Linked DNA regions of Homo sapiens: region 2 is linked to region 1. Evidence: chromatin loops called from intact Hi-C (ENCODE). Cell type or tissue: A673. All regions are shown on one strand. Links, peaks and the distances in the headings refer to the core of each region. The heading gives the core; the rest is flanking DNA.

Region 1 (11,487 bases), core at 480-8,479:
CAGCCAAGGACACTTGATATTTTTTAATTACAATGGAAGTTTAAACATTTCTTTCTGTGCCACACAATGGATGGCTCTCCTTAAGTGAAGAAAGAGTCAATGAGATTTTGCCCAGCACATGGAGCTGTAATCCAGAGAGAAGGAAACGTAGAAATTTATTATTAAAAGAATGGACTGTGCAGCGAAATCTGTACGGTTCTGTGCAAAGAGGTGTTTTGCCAGCCTGAACTATATTTAAGAGACTTTGTAAAAAAGAAAAATGTATATAGCTGTGAGTTTAAACAAAAACCACAAACAGACAAACAAGAAAAAAAGCTTTTATTGGTGTTTTCACTTTGAAAGAGCTTTTAGCAAGGTTGTGCTTTTCATTGTGCTCTGTACGTATATAAATATATATATATATACACACACACACACACATTAGTCATATCACCTCTGTTTCCTCCCCAACAAAAGAGGCTTTTCTTCTTAATTACTTGTGGTAAACAAAGACATGGGATTTTCTTACATGAGATTCTCATTTGTAGGAGGATGTGATGTCCCACAGAAGACCCAGACGGTCTGTGTGGCCTATTTCCCCCGTCAGGTTGCACAGGTGCATGCAAGAGCATTCTTAGGAGACCACTGTTTTGAAAAACTTTTGACTTGTACGTGTTAGCCTTCATGAAATTGCAGTACAGAGATGGGTCCCCAAAGTGGAGTGTATTTACAGCTTGTTAAATTAGAGACATGCACACACAAAGAATCAGTAGGGAGAAACAAAAATACAAGTCCCGTTCTGTAGCTCTGGCCCTTTGAATATGTTTAGGAAGAGTTGCTTCCCATTTCAGGGCCCTGCCAAAAAAAGAAGAAAGCTTGCCTTTGGTGGGGCTATGCCCCTTGGAGTAAATACGGCTCTGTGTTCCCTAGCAGCTGCGGGAGGGTTTGGCCGATGAAGTACCTGCTCAGCTTAGCTAATCAGATTGAAGGAAGACATGTGTCTTTCCTTTTTGTTTAAGCACTCGGTCCCTTATTTATCAGTAAGCAGGTTTTTAAAAATCTTTTATATCATTTATGGGATCAAACATATGATTGTCTGAAAACATCACTTTTTGTGGATTTGTGTATCCGGTCACCAAACGGTGAATATTATAGAAGAATGGGGGAAGAAAGGATAGAATATTAAAACTGCTTTGCATGGGTTTTCTGGGAAATTAGGATAACTTCACTGAGAAGACATTGAATGGAAATTATTCACCCATTTTAAATTGGTGACCTAGGGATCAGAGATTTGTCTTTCCAACAGCTTGTCATTTTTTCATTTCTCTTCTCATTTTTCAGGAAAGTTTTGAGTGTTATAAGGTGGAAGGAAACATAGTAGCAATGGATACTTTTTTGAAAAATTATTGCATTACCAAGAAACAGTAGCCAAAGATATTTGAAGATCATGTTCCTCGGCTCCATTGTGGGTTATTCTAGAAATCCAGTCTTAAATCTCTCCGCTAAAGTGGACATTCCCCATAAAAATTGTCCAGCTGCCTGGCTCTTTTGCAATAACAACCTTTGATTACTGAATCCCTACACTCAAACTATAGTGATATATCAGTGTTTGAGAGTGACCTCTAGAAAAAAGAAAAGTGTTTTTAGAAATGCGTACAAGTCACCCCCAAATCCTATTGCTTATCTTGGGTTAAATTTGAGAGTGATTCTCTGTATATAAATATGTGAAATATTATTATCTCAACTTAGCACACGTGAAGCAACATTTCTTTCCTACAGAGAGGTGTCATGGTAAGATTTCATTCCGAATTCATTGTTTCATAGAGCTATGATCAGGCCATTTCTGCAAGCAATGTATGACCCCACCTGAGCAACCACAAATAGGCTCTCTGTGAAACTACAAAGGAAGTTATGTGTGGCATCCATGTTGGTTTCGTCTGTCTGTAATGTGAATTCCAGTATTTGTTTAGTATTTCCAGTTGTCTCCTGCTAGCAATATGTACAGTAACGCGTCAGGCTTGTGACATTTGAATAAGGAAAAACAGAGTTCCTGTTAAGTGAATAACTTTAGCTTTTACAGGGGATTATGATCAAAAGTGATTTTAGTACATCTTAAATGATATCTTATTTCTACATGGAAAGAAGTTATAGAATCTTCATAGAGTTCTATGAGAAAAAATATACTTGCTATCTATAAAAAAGAGAAAAAAGAAAAAAAATGAGAAAAAAGTAAGAAAAAAAAAAATCCTGTCCTAGGCTTTTACTCTTGATCTTCAAAGGCACGCAGGGTTTAATGGTTCCTTGGGTTATTATTTTGCAGTTTTGTTTTTTATTTTGCCTTAAGTAATGATAGAAGATATATATGGCCGGACACATATGTATAAACTTTTCAGCAGCATTTTTAATAATAAAATATCACAGTATTTTCTAATGCTTTGTGCAAATAATTATGCGTCCATTCTTTCTTGGTAGGTGGCGTGTTTTATTTACTTTTGTTGTTCTTTGAATGTCTTTTTCTTTGTAAAAACTAAGTGATGCGCCTGACATAGGCTACAAATAGATAAATACATTTGGTAATGGGATAGTTTCTTTAGCTTTGGCCAGCTGCACAGTTGAGGAGGCTCTGCTGGCCTGATTTTGGAAAACCAAGCCCTGTTTGGTGAAGCTCCTCAGGTGACACTGTCTGAAACGGAGTGTTTGGATTTGTTATTTCTACCACTGTGCCTTCTTGCGTCACTGTGTTTTGATTTGTGGTCAACAAAACACTTTCAAATAGCCTTAGGTGAGTAAGCCTGCAAGTGACAGCAAGAAATTCTACCGAATGAAACTCAAGAGGCAGAAAATCACTATCATACCAATGGGAGCTCATTTGTCAATTCCTTCCTGTGCATCCAACCATCACGATCTTATTTGACATTCGCAGTAGCCCTAAGGGGCACGCACCTGCATTGCTCCCCTTTCATAATGGAATATGTTCAGAGGAAACTAGCCCCTATTCGACAGGAGAACTTGATGGATAACAGGATAGTATATCCTCATAGCCAAAATCTTTTCACCAAGAAGTTATATGGCAAACACTTGTAAGCCAAGGCCCTGCATGTTGTGATAATCCTAGCTAAGTATCAGATAAAGAAAGATAGCAAGGACTTGGACTCTCTGACATATGTGAACTCCTAAATTCTTCAGATGTTGTTTGTCTCAATCGTGTTGTGAAGGCACACAGGAGAAATACATAGACACACATACACATATATGTACATTTATGTGTACATTATATATGTATATACATGTACATATCCTATATATGCATTATGTATAGAGTCATGCACAGCATAATAACATTTTGGACAAATGCAAATAACATGATGACAATCTCAAGAGATTATAATAACATTTTTCTTGTGCCTTTTCTATGTTTAGATATGTTTAGATACACAAATGCTCATCATTGTGTTACAGTTGCCTAGGGTCTTCTCTCCAGTCACACGCTGTAGAGGTTTGTAGTCTGGAAGCACTAGGCTATACCATAGAGCCTAGGGGTACTGTAGGCTGCACCTCGAGGTTTGTGTAAGTACACTACATGATGTTTGCACAATGATGAAATCACCTAACGATACATTTCTCAGAATTGATCCCTATTGTTAAGCGATGCGTGACTGTGCATGTATACATTACATACACTGTATATGCACACATGCATATATGCATATATATGTTACACATGTAAATATATACATAGATATCACATACTTAAATTCCTGAAGATGCCAATTCCGTTAAACATAAATATACACACACTCATATATATGTGCACACACACTCGTATATCCACACACAACATATTTAATGTGCTCATATATATATTCCTGGGTGTGTGTGTGTGTGTGTGTGTGTGTGTGTATATATACATAGAAAATACATTAGTTCTCTTTATCTGTGCAATCACATTCTGCAGTTTCAGGTACTGTGGACAACTGTGGTGTAAAAATATGTGAGTACAGTTCAATGAGATATTTTGAAAGAGGCCACACTCACGTAACTTTTATGACAGTATATTGTTATAAATGTTCTCTTTTATTAGTTATTGTTCATCTCTTACTGCCTCTAATTTATGAACTTTATCAAAAGTGTGTACATATAATAAAATACATAGTATATAAAGGGTTTGGTACTATCTGTGGTTTCAGGTATCCACTGAGTTTTGAACACATCCCCCTTGGAAAAGGGCCATTACTGAATATACACACACCTAGACACACATACATATATACAGATACATAATGTACATAGATATATTCATAGATATGCATGCACTTAAATCTCTAAGAATGGCATTTGCATTAAACACACATATAAACACATGTATATACACACATACATATATACTTATACTTATTGTCATCTTCAGGCATTCAAAGTCGAATTTTTAGCAAATTTCAGCTGGAGGGAGAATCACTCTTGTTTTGACTATTTTATGCATTCTTGTTCATTGTGAATAACCCAAGGAATGCTAAAAAATATATGCATTCATTAATTCATTCAACAAACCTTTACTGAATATCTCCACTGTCCCAGGCCCTGTGCTGGGCTGGTGTTAAAATTGAAGAAAAAACTTCTCACACCATAAAACTCAAGGGGAAGGCAGAGAAACACAGAAGCAAGGAGAGGCAGGGGGTGCTGGAGATGGAGATGGCACCCATGCTAATACGTGGTGCTAAGAAATGTCTGGACACTGCTCTTAACCTAGTCTGGGAAGGTTGGGAACGTATTCTGTCTGAAGAAACCTAAGCCAGATCTTTCCAACTCCGTAGAAAAAATGACAGTGGGTGGTGTGTTGTGGGGAAGATAGAATTCCACACCTTTGAAGTGAGAAGACAGAGGAAGTTGGGAAACCATGCTCCTGCATCATGGGTAAAAAAATACAAGGTATTTTTTAGAAAGGTGCGAAATACGAGGCAGAAAGAAACTGGCTGATAAAAAACCTCCAGAGGCAAGGCAGGGAGTTTGGGCTTTGTCCCAAAGTCAGGGAGACGCCAAATGATTGCACCAAATTGGTGTATGAGTGTAGCTGGGACATTTAGCAGTAATTCTCAAAAATTCACGTTCTTAGGAACATGTAGGACATCTGCTTAAAGTGCAGATCCTTATTCAATTGTGGTTTGGTGAACCTGTGTCTGCATTTCCAACGAGCTCTCAAAGTGGTGCACATGTTGCTGGTCCTCAACTAACCCCAACTCTTTTAGGTTGCAAAGGATGGAGAACTGTCCACTTTAGAAGTAACCGTGAGCATAGTTTGTATCAGAGTGAGAGGGCTCTGGATGCAAGGAAAGCATTAAGGAGGCAGAGCAATCTGTTTGAGAAATTAATGACTGTCCTCTTTTCAAGGGTGATGGCGATAGTGATAATAAGAAAGCAAAAAAAAAAAAAAAAAACAATAAAAACATTGCATCATTTTATAGCTGCATGTACCAGAACTGATTAGGCGCAGTCATCAAATACCACCTGGAACCGCATCTGAAGTTAAGCTTGGGTTTAGGAACTTGTTTCAACAGAGGGAGGGCATACAAGGAGAATGATGAGCTACCTTGGAGAGGGGTTCAGACGGGCTGGTCAAGGGTTTGGGCTTAGACTGGGTTGTTTTAGAAGTGCTAAGAGGGGCAAGAACTTGTTCCTGGATTAGTTGCTATCAGGATAATGGGGATGTCAATAACCTTTAGCCAGAAAGTGACAGGACCAGAGCATGACTAGCATTGTCTTCAGTAAAAATAAGCAGTGGAAGAGAAGGGGATTTGGGGTCGTTATTAGTGGTTACAAATTGTTCATGTTTCTGTCTCATCCCGTGCTGGCTGTGGGCTGCCTTCTTCTGATGTTGAAGTTCTTTCAATTATTTTTATGTGCAGCCGGATGCACCTTGACTTAGCCATTAATTAGCAGGCTAGTTCCAGCAGCCAGATATGAGGGCTGTTTCTTTTGTTCTTTCTCAGAACTTCCAGAATATGTACTCATATGTCCCATCTCTCAGGCCACCTGGTTCAAAAAAAATCTAGGTTATGCTAAGGAAGTGAAAGTGACACTTCCTCTGCAAATTCTCATTATTATATTGAAAGAAATGGGGATACAGGAAAAAGTCCACGGAAACTCTACCCTTCTCTAAAATGACCATCCGTGTAAATACTTAGAACACCCACAAATAATCCTGTTTCCTCTAGAGGCAAGAGAATTAGGGAAAATGAGATAAATTAGCCAGGGGAAAACCTTACCTGGAATTAACAGGTGACATTTATTAAAGGTGAAGGTTCAGACTAGTTCTTGAGGTCACTGGTTCCTAAACAGGCTGGATAGGGAGTCTTTGGAGACTAAGACAAATTGCCAACAGCCACAGCTGGAAGGATACCCAAAAGAAAAATCTTTCTCAGCCCCAGGCTCTAAACACAGGGCCTTGGACTCAGAAGAAAGGAAATGGGGAGATGTATTTCTGGCACCCCAAAATATAACCCTAAAAATTCCAATAAAAACTGAGAAATCAAACGATGCCTAATTTTGAATATTAGAACCATTATTATGCTTCAGTGGTACAACTGGCCGAATCAATTTTTTGTGGGCTCAGGTATTAGCTTCGTTTTTATGCAACATCTCTTTCTATGAGGATATACATTATGAACACAGCTTTCAAACTAACATGCTTGGGCTGCCTGTGTTATTGGGCTTCAGGTGTTATTTCTAGTAGAGCAATTACAGTTTTCAAATTATAATAATAGAAAAGAATGTAACAGTTCATAAGGATGTGCATTACATACAGACAAACTTTTCAAACAAATGCTTAAGAGATTTTCGAAAAGCATTGAGTCAACCATTTACAGAGCAATGACTTGTTTTAAAACTTTCAAATAATCATCAAAATGTGTTGTTCTGCATAGGTTATATGCATTACCTCATTTAATCCTTTTACCAGTCCCAGGGTGTAGACTGTCTCATTTTACATACGAGGAAAGTGGGGTACAGAAGATTAAATGAATTGCTCAAGGTTGCAGTCTTAGAACATAAAATATCTAGTGATCGCAATCATATCGTTTTGCTTTTAAAAGCATGTGCTTGTCAACTATTCTCTAACACACACAGTTGTTGGAGAAATATATGCCTCCCTGTAGACATTTTGGGGAAGAAAAAAACTAATCTCTCCATGTCTTGAGAACAACGATAGCTTTAAATCTTAAAACTCATCATGTACACACACAGACACACATATATGCACTCATAAACAGAGTAGATTCAGAGTGCTTATAGATTTTGTAGAGTGCCCGTTTAAAACAGTTTCTCAGTTTTACCTGTGATTTTACTTTACTTGTGATTTGTTTTTCTCTGTGCTCATTTTTGCTGAAATGGCGCCTTAAAACCCTTGTTGTGCCTGCATCTCACCTGAATGCACATAGAGAGCGCATGGAACTTAGAAGATTAAGGTTAGAGAGCACAAAGGAGATACAGGTGCCCACGGAAACATTGTGAATAATGCTTAGCATAGGAGAAAGCAGGCTTGGATTGCTATAGAATGTACACCAAAATGCATTAAATAGGACTGGCTTTCAAAAGCAGCACTCTTTGAATGAGATGAACAACCCCAGGACATCTGCTCCTAACCAGCGATGTCCATGGACTGCCTAACCTGTGTGACCAGTGCACACACTTTGTGAAATATGTGGCTATTATCATCACCCCACCATCCCCAATGCATTGTGTCGTCCCCATCAGACCACAGACAAAACCCCTTTTCTCCAGACTTGGGCAATGGAAGAAACCGTTATCTCCCTACCTGACTGCTTCAGAATCTCCTTCCTCTGTCCTCGGATACCACTAAAAGAACGTTCAGCGGCAGACACAGGGCAGATCCCCATCTCCAAACTCAACAGCTTTGGTTTAATGTTGTCATTTAGGAAGAGTGATTCCACCTTAGAGATCTATCAAATATTTAAGTAGGAATACATTTAAGTGTGAATATATTCATATACTTAAGTTTTAAATGTGCAGTATTTTTCATCCTGTCCCTCCCCACCTCTGAAATCCAAATTTCTATATGCTGGCTTGCTCCTGAGAGAAAAAGAAATTTAGCAGGATACATGGTCACTGTTTATACCCTTTAGCCACAATTTTCTCATAAACCTAAGTGGGACCCATTATATAACAAGTTTTAACTTTGTTCTTCCAACCCAGGGAATTGTTTTACAAACTCAATTAAGTGTATCTTACGCACTAGCAGAAACAAGGTACAAACTAATGTTTTAAGATGTGTCTCCCTTAATTTAGGCGTATATATAAAATAGTTTGTAATATGGAGGGCTAACATTTTGTATTTTCAATTAATTACTTGAGTGACCAAGGAAGAATTTACAGCATGTCTGCACAAAAATACTCCAAATTATGTGAGTCTTTTATGATCCATGTATGCTGGAGAAAAAATACTAATATTTCCTTCTTAAAATACAAGAACAAGCTGACAGTTATTGTCTAAAATGGACCCTGGAAATATTATTCCAATATTAAGCTAATAAGAGGAATGCATGGTTTTGACTTTTCTCATTTTGAAGCAATGGGCTTCAACTTCAAAATTATGCTATTGATGTAGGTGTTTACTGTAAAAACAATTCAGAGGAAACATGGCATTCACTTGTGAGCCACGTAAACTAAATCTCACAGTTACCTCTGTCCTCTGCAGAGCTTTGACACCTTGGATTTCCATGAAAAGTAATTTAATAGAATGAGCATTCACCTTGCAGCCAAAACTTCTAGAACATATGGATTATCATCTTGTTGTCTAGTCCAAGATGCCATAGAAAGCCTTTTATTTAATTCTCCCATTTACCATGACATGTTTTACGGCCTATTTAAATTGACAAAAATATCAGCACCACATAATGCAATATTTCTATTAAATAGTGGCATAAATTTGACTTTTATTATATTAATCCACCATATAATTACTATGAACAGATACCACAGTAATCCCTTTAACAAATAAATAGTGTACAATTTGAGCCTATGCTAGTTTTATTCTTCATAGATGGGCAAATGTTCACACAATTGTACCCTGTAGCAGTTGTCCTGAATTAATAGGACTTGGGATAATAGTTCAATTTCATACCCTTTTTAACTTATTTCCTATCTTAATATAGAGGCAGATCACGCATTTTTTGCATTTTATTATTTTTTTTCCTTTCTTAGGTTTAGTAGTTTCTTAGGTTTAGTGTATAATATTAAACGCTTTTTCCCCTCATTTTCTTCCCTTTTCTTTTTTCTTTTTTTTAGACAAATTCTCATTCTGTTGCCCAGGGTGGAGTGCAGTGGTGCAATCTTGGCTCACCGCAACCTCCGCCTCCCACGTTCAAGTGATTCTCCCGTTTCAGCCTCCCGAGTAGCTGGGATTACAGGGACACGCCACCATGCCTGGCTAATTTTTGTATTTTTTAGTAGAGATGGGTTTTCACCATGTTGGCTAGGCTGGTCTTGAACTCCTGACCTCAAGTGATCCGCCCACCGTGGACTCACAAAGTGCCAGGATTACAGGCATGAACCACGGTGCCTGGCCTTTTTCTCATTCTCTTCTACATTGATATAGTCTGTGGGCTATTCAAGAAAAACTCAATGTTTTTCTTACAAAATAATAATGACAGTAGAAGTAATGATGGTGATTATTATTATGATGATAGTAATATAGATCAATGGCAGCTTCCCACAATAAAAATAAAAAGGGAAATCAGACTGGGCGTGTTTCAAGTATAGATGAAGGCAGAGACATTTGACAATGTGAAATTGGGAAGCGCTGTAGAAGCAGGATCAAGTGAAAGGCAAGACAACATGATCTGGAAGAAACTGTATCCCCCAGAGAGGAAGAGGAAGGGAAATGCAGAAAGAGGGTTCTCTCTGGGAAGGGAGTATTCCTGGTTGTCCTAAAATTCCCCATGACAGGAGCACGTTGTCTGCATAGCAACCTTTGTCTGATGAGTCTCTTTTCCTTGCAATCAAAAATCCAGGATAAGCCATCAATATCGACGCAAAAGTTATTCATTACTCAAGAGCTGGTTGGATGTTCATAGATTTTACAACTCTTCTCTTCACCCTAGATTTTATCCCTGTTGCTGCAAGGTGTTGAAGCACTTTACCAAGAATACCATTAGCTCTGGTGAAAGGCACATGAGAGGAGAAATTAGAAATAAGTGGATAATAGGATTATTCCATCTCGTCCGTCCACGTAGCACATTTTCCTTTAAACAAATCTTCTTTAAACAAGTTTTCCTTTAAACAAGTCTCACTGGATATTCTAATTCCATGAACATCGCACCTACATCTTTCTCCACTGGGCTTCAGATCAATTTCTTCATTCTATCACACATCCCATTTGGGATAAGCATCCTTATGTTTATTTCCTAACTGCAATAACAAAATCACCTGAGAAGTTAGTTGCATGGGGGGTGTACCTGGTACACTTCATTATTAACCCAATTCTGCAGTTGGTTTTAGTGATTGCTCCCTAAGACCAATGGAGGGTCAAAATGACATGAAGGCAAGGAAGTTCCCACCTGTTTTCTTCTAATAGCAAGTCCAGTTTAAAAACAGCAAGGTAGCTTCTTTCAACCAGCTGATTCGGATTGGAGCGGACAGTTAATTTATTGGAATGAACACATGTCAGCAGCACTCTGAAAAGACAAGCACCCAACAGAAAGCTTAATGCGGCTTGAGTTCTGAACAAACACCTCTTAGGTGCAAATGAAAAATATTATCTATTTGTCGCCAGCCCATTGCAAAGACAACAATACAAAAAGATCAGTGGAAATTATAGTTTCTAAATTGGAAATGTTTATGCAGAATGCCTGTTTGTATTATGCACTATCTGAATCTAAAACCAGCTGCTAGCCTCCGCATTTTGTAGAGAATACAAACACCATGAGATCTGTACTGTGCCCAACGGGGAAAGGGGAGAAAATGCACCTCATAACAACTCCTCAATGACCCTTTACTTAGGATTGAGCTAATTGGGGAAACTACTTTCTGGCCTGAAACATGAAGCATAAATGCATTGTTTCTTGGTGGAACAGATGATGATATTAACAGCTGGTCTTTCCTAAGATGAGTCTGCTGAGGAATAAGTGATAAGGCATTTTCTGGAAGAATTGTAAATAAAGGCAGCATATTTGAGGTCATATATTTTTACCACCAGAGCATACATTGATAATAAAAAATAAATAAGTGAAGTCTTCCTTTGTCAGCAGTGGGAATAAATCCACGCTCAACCTGGGAAGGGAAAGGCTTGCAACTGTGCTAAAGGGCTTTGTTACATTCTCCTGGAAAGCATGCATCTAAATAATAGCAAAACATCTGCTGGCCAAGGACCAGAATCAGCTGGCTTGGGTTATTCTCCTCCACTAGCAGCGGAAGCTCAAGTTACCCTACAGGAGACCCCCAATCTCTATATGCTTATCTGCTCACCAGAGAGAGTGTTTGGCCAGCTTGCACCACGGG
Region 2 (8,000 bases), core at 1-8,000, 48 kb before region 1:
ACAAATTTTAAGAAAAATGTAGTTATAAGATATGAAGTGTCTTTTAAATCTGCCAGTGGTTTAAGGGATAGTATACATTTAAAATAAAGTTATAGGCACTGATTTAGTCCTGGAAAATAATGGCTTTATTTCAATAAGCCAGTATCAGAAATTAGTTTTTGTTTTCTTTTTTTTTTTCCGTGATGAAATGTGGTTTCTAGTACTGGATAAGAAATGCATGAGAAATAATGTATCCCAGCATATTTAATATGCAACAGTGTGATCTCAGTAGCCTTGCAGATGGCTGAGCTGAGGCACTAAAAGTGATGAGATGACATTTTGTATTTTTCCACACGTTCTTGCCCATTCTCAGGTGAGTCTGGGCTCTCATCAGTATTTAAATGCTGTTTTACCTTGGCAAGACATTTAGGTCCAGAAAATAGTTTAAAAAATTAACATCTACGCAGAAAGAACCTCCAGGTAGTTAAAAATAGGGCAATTTGCGGATACACCACATCCTGAAGACTTAGTGTTGCTAAGTAAACCACATTATTTTAGGTGTTTCTTCCTGACATTTTTATTTTTTTCTTGTGTTATTTTAATTCTGGAACATAACTGGGAACTGAGAATACTACATGGGACCCTTATCTCTTTTCTTTGTTATGACTGAAAATCATAATTTGAAAGATGCTTGGAAAAGGGAAAGCTTAATATCTTACACATATTTTTATAAGACAAAAATATGGAAAGATATGAACCATAAAATCAGTTTAGAATGGGAAGGGTTAGTAAAACATTTTTTTTGAGCAGAAAAGGAATCATGGAATGGACACTTTATAATATAGTAATTCAGCCAATTTATTTGATGGAATTCAAATGTCATGTCCTCTTTGTAGCTAAGAGTGCACATTAGCATTAACCCTAAACCAGACCACTTGGAGCCAAAGAGATGTGTATGTGTGTGTGTGCATCTGCTTCTGTGTGTGTGTGTTTGCCCCATCTGAGTGATTTGATTTTTCACCATCTCTCTATTTTTCCACTTCCAAAATTTAAGCATTTAGACATTTATTATATTAAATATGTTTGCATTCTCCCTCCCTCCACATGCAGTGTTTTACAAATTTCCTATCAGACTGTTCCCATCCTGCAAACCCCCAGAGCTCTATGGCTGAGGTACTCCTCTTTCTGTTCCCTTCTCCATGCAGATGGAATGTCTGCTGGGAACTATCTTCAATCTATATGTTTCCCATTCGTAGAGGTGGCTAAATCTGTGACATGCATCCATCCTCATCCAATAGTGTCTCCACATGAGTGAGCTGGATAATGCAAAACCAAGCTTCGACATCAGTGGTATGAAGTACACACACACACACACACACACACACACGCACACACACAAATACAAACACACATAATCTCTGTAGCTCAGATTGGGATTGTCTAGGGTTAATATCTTTTGTGCTAAAAATATCCCTGTGCCACATTGAAGCTTATTATAATAATTATTAATTACTGATATATTTCAACTGTTATGTCTCCTAAAAATATGCATAGATTATTAAGTTTTCCCTTCTCCTTGTGTTTTTCTGATTATGATTTTCTATCATAAAGGTGAAAGTGATAAGGGTCCCATGTAGTGTTCTAACTCTAAACCTAATACTGACCCTAAACAGAATTGAACGCTTTAAACTAACCCATGGCCTTTGACCATTGCTTCTTGACCGTTGAGTTAACCCATAACCCTGAACAGAGAATGAGAAATTGAACCCAAATTTGAACCCAAACCCTAACTAGTGACTGGATATGAAACCTAATCCTACCCAACTTTGAAAAAGAACTCAATTCTAAACTCAAAAGCAAAGCCAACCGAACACCTAATCTAACTTTAATGTAAACCTTTGAACTTACCCTTAACTTTTGCCAGTAGCCCTTGACTCTTGACCCCTGATCTGAACACTGAAGGCATCCCCCAAATTCTCCGACCCATGGCCTTTGATCCTAATCTTGACTTTTGATCACTGTCCCTAATAATGAATATAATCCCTTGATCATAACATTGAACTTTGCTCCTACCCTGACATTCAATTAGTGATCTAACCATACCACAACCTGAACTTGAACCCAAATCCTAACATGAACCTTCCTCCATACCTGAAAGCTATCCTAACCCTTGACCTTTGATCTTTATTTTTCTCCTTGACTCCTGACTGTGAGATCCCAGCCTGGACTAAAATGTATACACACACTCAAAATCTTTTTTGTTCTGAATCGTTACCCAAACCTGAACTTGAACCCAAACCCTGACCCTACCCAATTACAAATCTGAATACAAAACCTATCCCTATTCTAAAGTTGGGGATTTGAGTCTCTTAGTCCCGTAGGGTAGATGTGGTGTTTGCAGCCCTGCAGCCACTATGGACACCACAGACTTGGACAAAATCTCCAACGTATTTTTGGGAAAAAAGGATGCAACCATTAGAGAACAAGATGTTGAAACTTTCATCCATAATCTCTGTTTGTACAGACTTCAGGGTGAAATACATGTGGTTGGAATTGTGATATTTCCAGCCACAAAATTGTATTATGTTGAGATAATGTGGGTTTCCCTATCCCTGAAAATGTGTTCATCCAACCAATAGTTACTTGTACCAGCAGTGCACCAGGGACCATTTTGGGTTCCTGGAGGCAGCCGTAAGCAAAAGCATCCCAGATCCCTGCTTCTGGAATCCCTGACTATGGAATTGGCATCCTCATAATGAATGTAATAAAGAAATAAGGTAAATAAAGAAATAATCTAGACTCAAATGTGAACTTTAGTCGCTCTGGAAGTCCAAACCCTGTCCAAACATGTCCGCCGATTACTTTCAGAGGATGGGTGATGACTCAGGTTAATATGGTTATTTTTGGAGCCCGTCTTACCTATTGTCCTTTATAGATGATGTGTTTTCCACCTCAGATATCAACATGAAAGACTGGGTCACTTCTCAATTCAGAAATCCACTCAAGGTTAGGCACTTTGGGAGGTCGAAGTGGGAGGATCGCTTGAGCCCAGGTGTTCAAGACCAGCCTGGCCAAATGGTTAAATCCTGTCTCTACAAAAAATAGAAAAAAATTAGCTGGGTGTGGTACCACCTGCCTGTAGTCCTGGCTGCTTGGGAGGCTGAGGCTGGAGGATACCTGATCCCAGGAGTTTGAGGCTGCAGTGAGCTGTGATCATGCCACTACACTCCAGCCTGGGCAACAGAGTGAGACCCTGCTTAAAAAAAAAATTCATTCAACTATGTGTAAGAGAGAGAGAGAGGTGTTTATTAGATTTAACTGAGGATTTGGGGAGAAACTTGGGGGCATTTTATCCTATGGGATAAGAGGGAAAAATAAACCTTTTAAATTAAACATCTCGCCCTTTTGCTGACTACCTTTTGGCTATCCTAACATGAAATATTCTTCTGGATGCTACAACTCTCAGCTCCACTGATCGGCTAGAGCAGATTCACCATCACTTCTTGTTTTTGGATTTCACCCTCTGCCACTCGTGATTTAACAAATAATTCTCTGAAAGGCAGTTCTCTTTTGAAAAAGAGTTTTGCTTCTCTGTGTTAAAATAATGTGTGCTGCTGTTAAAATAGTTTTGTATACACGAGGGAACTCCTTTAGAAGCTTTATCACGTCTCTTAGCTGTGCGTGCAATTTGAGTAATTACTATGTACCAATTCCAGTAACATAGCCAATACATCAGAACTCTCAGGGGACGTAGCTGGGAACTTTCTTGCAAAACAACTCCCACGTGTTCATTCCTGTCTGGAAACCACCAGTAAAATTTATAATCAGTAATAATTTCTCCAGGCACAGCAACTGAGAATGGTAGAACATTAGTTTTAAAAACCATTTTAATAAAATGCCTTTATAAATATTGAGACTTAATTATTTAGATTAATTTGTTCCAGTTAATGAAAGATCTCTTAGCACAAGACTGGGAAAAATTAGAACACGTATAATTTTCTTCATTCCAGATAAACAATTATTTTAATGTTTATCTGGTATTTGACCACAAACTTAAATTCCTGGGTTTCGTAGGATTAGAAATTTTAAGGTTAGTAATCACTCCCGTTGTTAAACTGCTGGATTTTACCTAAAATTACTGCAAGGATGTATCATTTTTTTATACCTCAAGCTGTTTTGTGCAGTTCTGCTTCCAACTTCCATAGACAATTTTAATCATTTATTTTTGTTTTTTCTTATCAGATAATGTTTCATAACATGGATGTGAAGAATTAAATGAACATCCTTCTGTGCACAAATTAAGATTAGAACACGAAGATTTTGGGATTCCCCTCAGTTCCTTTTATAAATTGTATTTCTTTGGACCTGTCCTAAGGATAACCACTTTTGTGAATCTGATTCATTATTTCCTTCTTTTATTAAGTTTTATTTCTGCAAAATTGTCATGACCAGCATAACCCAAAGAATATATTGTTCGCTCTGCTTTTGATCTTTTATAAATAGGATCATCCTATGTTCTTCTTGACCTGGCATTTCCCTTTTCATTGAATAGTATGTTTTTGATTTTAACCATGAAGATGCTTGGAGCTGTAGTTTATTTGTGTTCACTGATATATGGAACCTCACCCGATGGTTATACCACAAGATATTTAACTCTTTCAGAAGCTGGAAATTTGAATTGGCCTTATGTAAAGAGTTCAGCTATTAGGATTCTGTGCGTGTCTCTTGTTGAAAAAAAATGCAGAAGTTTCTCCAACTAGAAATGTATTTACTGGACCATATTTTATGTGCATATTTGGATATACACTCTCAGGTTAAAAACTGTTTAAGTGGTTGGACAGTTTTATTCACCCAAGAACAGTATCAGAGTTCCCTGTCCTCTCTGCATTCACTGCACTGAATCCAAAATTGAATAGAAATGAAATTAGCTGTCTTTGATTTGTTCTCTCTTTAGACAAAAGGCTTCCAATGTTGTATCATTATGTATAATGTTTGAAGTAAGATATAAATAAACTACCATTTTCAGATAAAGAAATGTTTATTTCTTTCCTTAATTTGATAACATACAATCATAAATTGGTTCAAGGCATTTTTCTTTATCTTGTAAGATTATCCTTGCTTTGCATTTAATTTTTTCATGTAGCAAATTAAATAACTTAACTTTCAAATGTTAAACTTAGCTTGATATTCAGTATCTTCTTTAATACTGTTTTTGTATTTGTTGTTAGATATTAATCATTTTTTTCTATCTCTGTACAAAACAAGATAGACTATAATTTTTCTTTGTTGAGCTTCCCTGGTTTTAGCATCGACTAATAGTAGCTGTGTAGAAAGAGTAAGAGAACATTTGTTTATGCTTTCTGGGAGAGTTCATATAAAAACACAAATTATTCATTCATTAATAGGTGGTAGACTTGCCATTCAGTCCACCTTGGACAGATTATTTCTTTGTTGTACTTAAAACCATCATTTATTTCCTCCTTGATTTGTGGACTACATTACATATTGACTTCTTGTATATATGAAGAAAAACATGTTTGTATGTCTGCACATGTCTGTTATCACTCTATTATGTTCCCTTTCTGCATTTGTCTGTCTGCTATATACATTTTGCTAAACTGTCATAACAAATTATGAGAAATTTAGCAGCATAAACGAATAGCCATTTATTACATCAGGGATCTGTAGGTCAGAAATCCTGGTGCAGTGGAGCCTAGCTTGGTCCTCTTCTTAGGGTCTCCCATGGCTGAAATCAAGAGATTGGCAGGGCTGCATTCCTTTCTGGGTGCTGTAGGGATGAATATATCACAACATATAGATTTTTAAAATCTAATTATTTGCACTAACTTCTGATTTTACCACATTAGATTCATAGGGTGAATTCCTGTCATATTGATCATTCGAGTCTTATGGAAGCTTTCTTTCTATCTTACAACATCGTCAGATTGTTACAGGTTTTCATATGTATTTATTCTTATGCTTTAAACAAGGGGTTTTCTCTGTTTTATGTAAAGTTTGACCTAATATTTTCATCATATCTGTGTTATACTTGAGATGTATATTGTGAATATATAAGCACACACAATGAACTATTCTTCAGCCTTAAAAAAGAAGGAAATAAGAAGGAATTCATGTAATTTGTGACAAGATGGATGTACCTGGAGGACATTATGTTAAGTGAAATAAGCCAGGCACAGAAAGGTAAACACTGCATGATCTCAATTATATGTGGAATCTAAAGAAGTCAAACTCAGAGAAACAGAGAGTAGACTCATGGTTGTCAGGGACTGGAAGTTGGGTTCATGGGGGAATTTTGGTCAAGAGGCATAGACATCTTTCTTCTTCTTATAATATTATGTTCCTATGTTCTAGTTTTTGAGCTATTAGGATTTCCATATCAGCATTTTAGGTCTTATTTATGCTTGCATTTTTTATATTCTTGATAATTTTAGTCTTTCTATATCTTTTGGGTTTAAATTTGTCTCTTGAGTTGGATGCATTCTTCATCTTAGGTTTTGTTACAAACATGAGATTGTCTGGAAATTTTTTTAAATTCATGAGTTTAAACCATTTATGTTTGTTGAACGTTAATTTTACCGATGCTTATTTCTGCCATCTTGTTTTATATGTTCAATTTAGTTACTTCAGGATAAGCGTAACTGTACATTTTGTTTTTGAAAACATAAGTTTCTACCTGTCATTTAATAGATATTTAAATACATAGTTATTTAAAACTCTGTTATCTATTTTTTATCCTTACTATGGTTAACCATAACTGATCACAGGGAATGCTGTTTATTTTTCCCAGTTGTTTTTATAAATTTAACAACATAATATTGGTTTATACCAATTTTGTTCAATTTCTATATGAAAATCAAAAATATATAGAATACATCAAGGAATTCATTGACAGATCTGGGAATTTCTAACAAGATAAACTTTTTTCAAACATGCATCTTTTTTAGTCCCACCCCTAGTGCTATTTAAGTAGATATTTCCAAGAATTTAAGTTCTGGGCTATTATCCATATATGATTTTTGTCTTCCTTTTTCTACCCATTTTAGCCAAATAGAAATTATAGTTATTGGTTGTGCTTGCATTTCATATATTTTTCAGAATTCTTACCAAATTAGTTATATTCTTTGATAAGTATTTTCTCAAAGATAATTTTCAGTCTTTAAATCTTTGCTTAGCAAAATGATTGAATCTCTTTTTGATCTTTTTTTTTAACTTGGCCTATAGTATTAAATTTTTTTAAATTCAGAGTTATTTTTCTTCAAACTTTCAAATATGACTCCTGTGTCTGCTAATGTCTTGTGCTATGACTGGGAAGTTTGATGTCAATCTGATTCCTATTCATTCATAGCTCACCCATTTTTCTCTCTGAAGGCTATTAGAATTTTCTGTTTGTCTTTGATGTTCTTAAATTTCTTAGTAATATATCTATTCAGGGCACTCTTTGAGCCCATTCAAAATAAGGTTTTTGTTCTTTTTGTTTGTTTCAAGTGTATTTTCATTCTTTCATCAACTTAGTTCTTCCTCTGTATTTTTTTTTCTCTTTCTGTTACCTGATCCTGGTATCTCTAACAAAGTCATCCATTTTTCCAAGGATGCCTTTCTCTCCTTTATTCTTTCCTGATGCTTTCTGGGAATTTCTTCCATCTGATCTTCCAATTTGGTAATTCATTCTATGATTTATCTTAACTATTAGGTTCTTGTTCATCTTTACTATTATTTATTCTATACCTACTATATTTACCAAGTTCTCTTTTACTTCTTATTATAATCTCCTATTTGAAATATATTCCCTTAGGTGATCGAATATATTTATTTTGTCTATTGTAATTTCTTCATTGATCTGTTCCAATCATTATATTTAACGTAGAAGAATTTTTTTTTCTGTTGAGAGAGAGCGTTTGGTACCTTTGTAAATGTTCAGGTATATAGCTCTTTGTTAAACATTTAGCCTGTGTTCTCCTTAGGTGAGTGGAAACTCATCCATCACTCTGGTTTGTAATTAC

The links. Peaks named below come from ENCODE experiments on the same cell type or tissue, not always from the same donor. Only the 100,000 strongest peaks of a DNase experiment are listed, where the experiment ranks them.
Region 2: a loop joins it to region 1, with 5 times the contacts of the local background. A loop is called at or near these places in 1 of 110 quality-filtered maps.

Annotation. Positions count from the first base shown.
Region 1 is chrX:5,880,965-5,892,451 of GRCh38, reverse strand. It overlaps NLGN4X (neuroligin 4 X-linked), which reads left to right. Exons shown (of 6, transcript NM_181332.3): 6 at 1-2,410. Among named protein-coding and RNA genes, the nearest start is that of LINC03070, 160 kb to the right of the region's middle. In A673, for the core only: no CTCF peak of the experiment used is centred there; no DNase peak of the experiment used is centred there.
Region 2 is chrX:5,932,333-5,940,332 of GRCh38, reverse strand. All of the region lies in intron 3 of NLGN4X (neuroligin 4 X-linked), which reads left to right. Among named protein-coding and RNA genes, the nearest start is that of LINC03070, 210 kb to the right of the region's middle. In A673, for the core only: no CTCF peak of the experiment used is centred there; a DNase peak (open chromatin) is centred at 3,722; H3K27ac peaks cover 762 bases.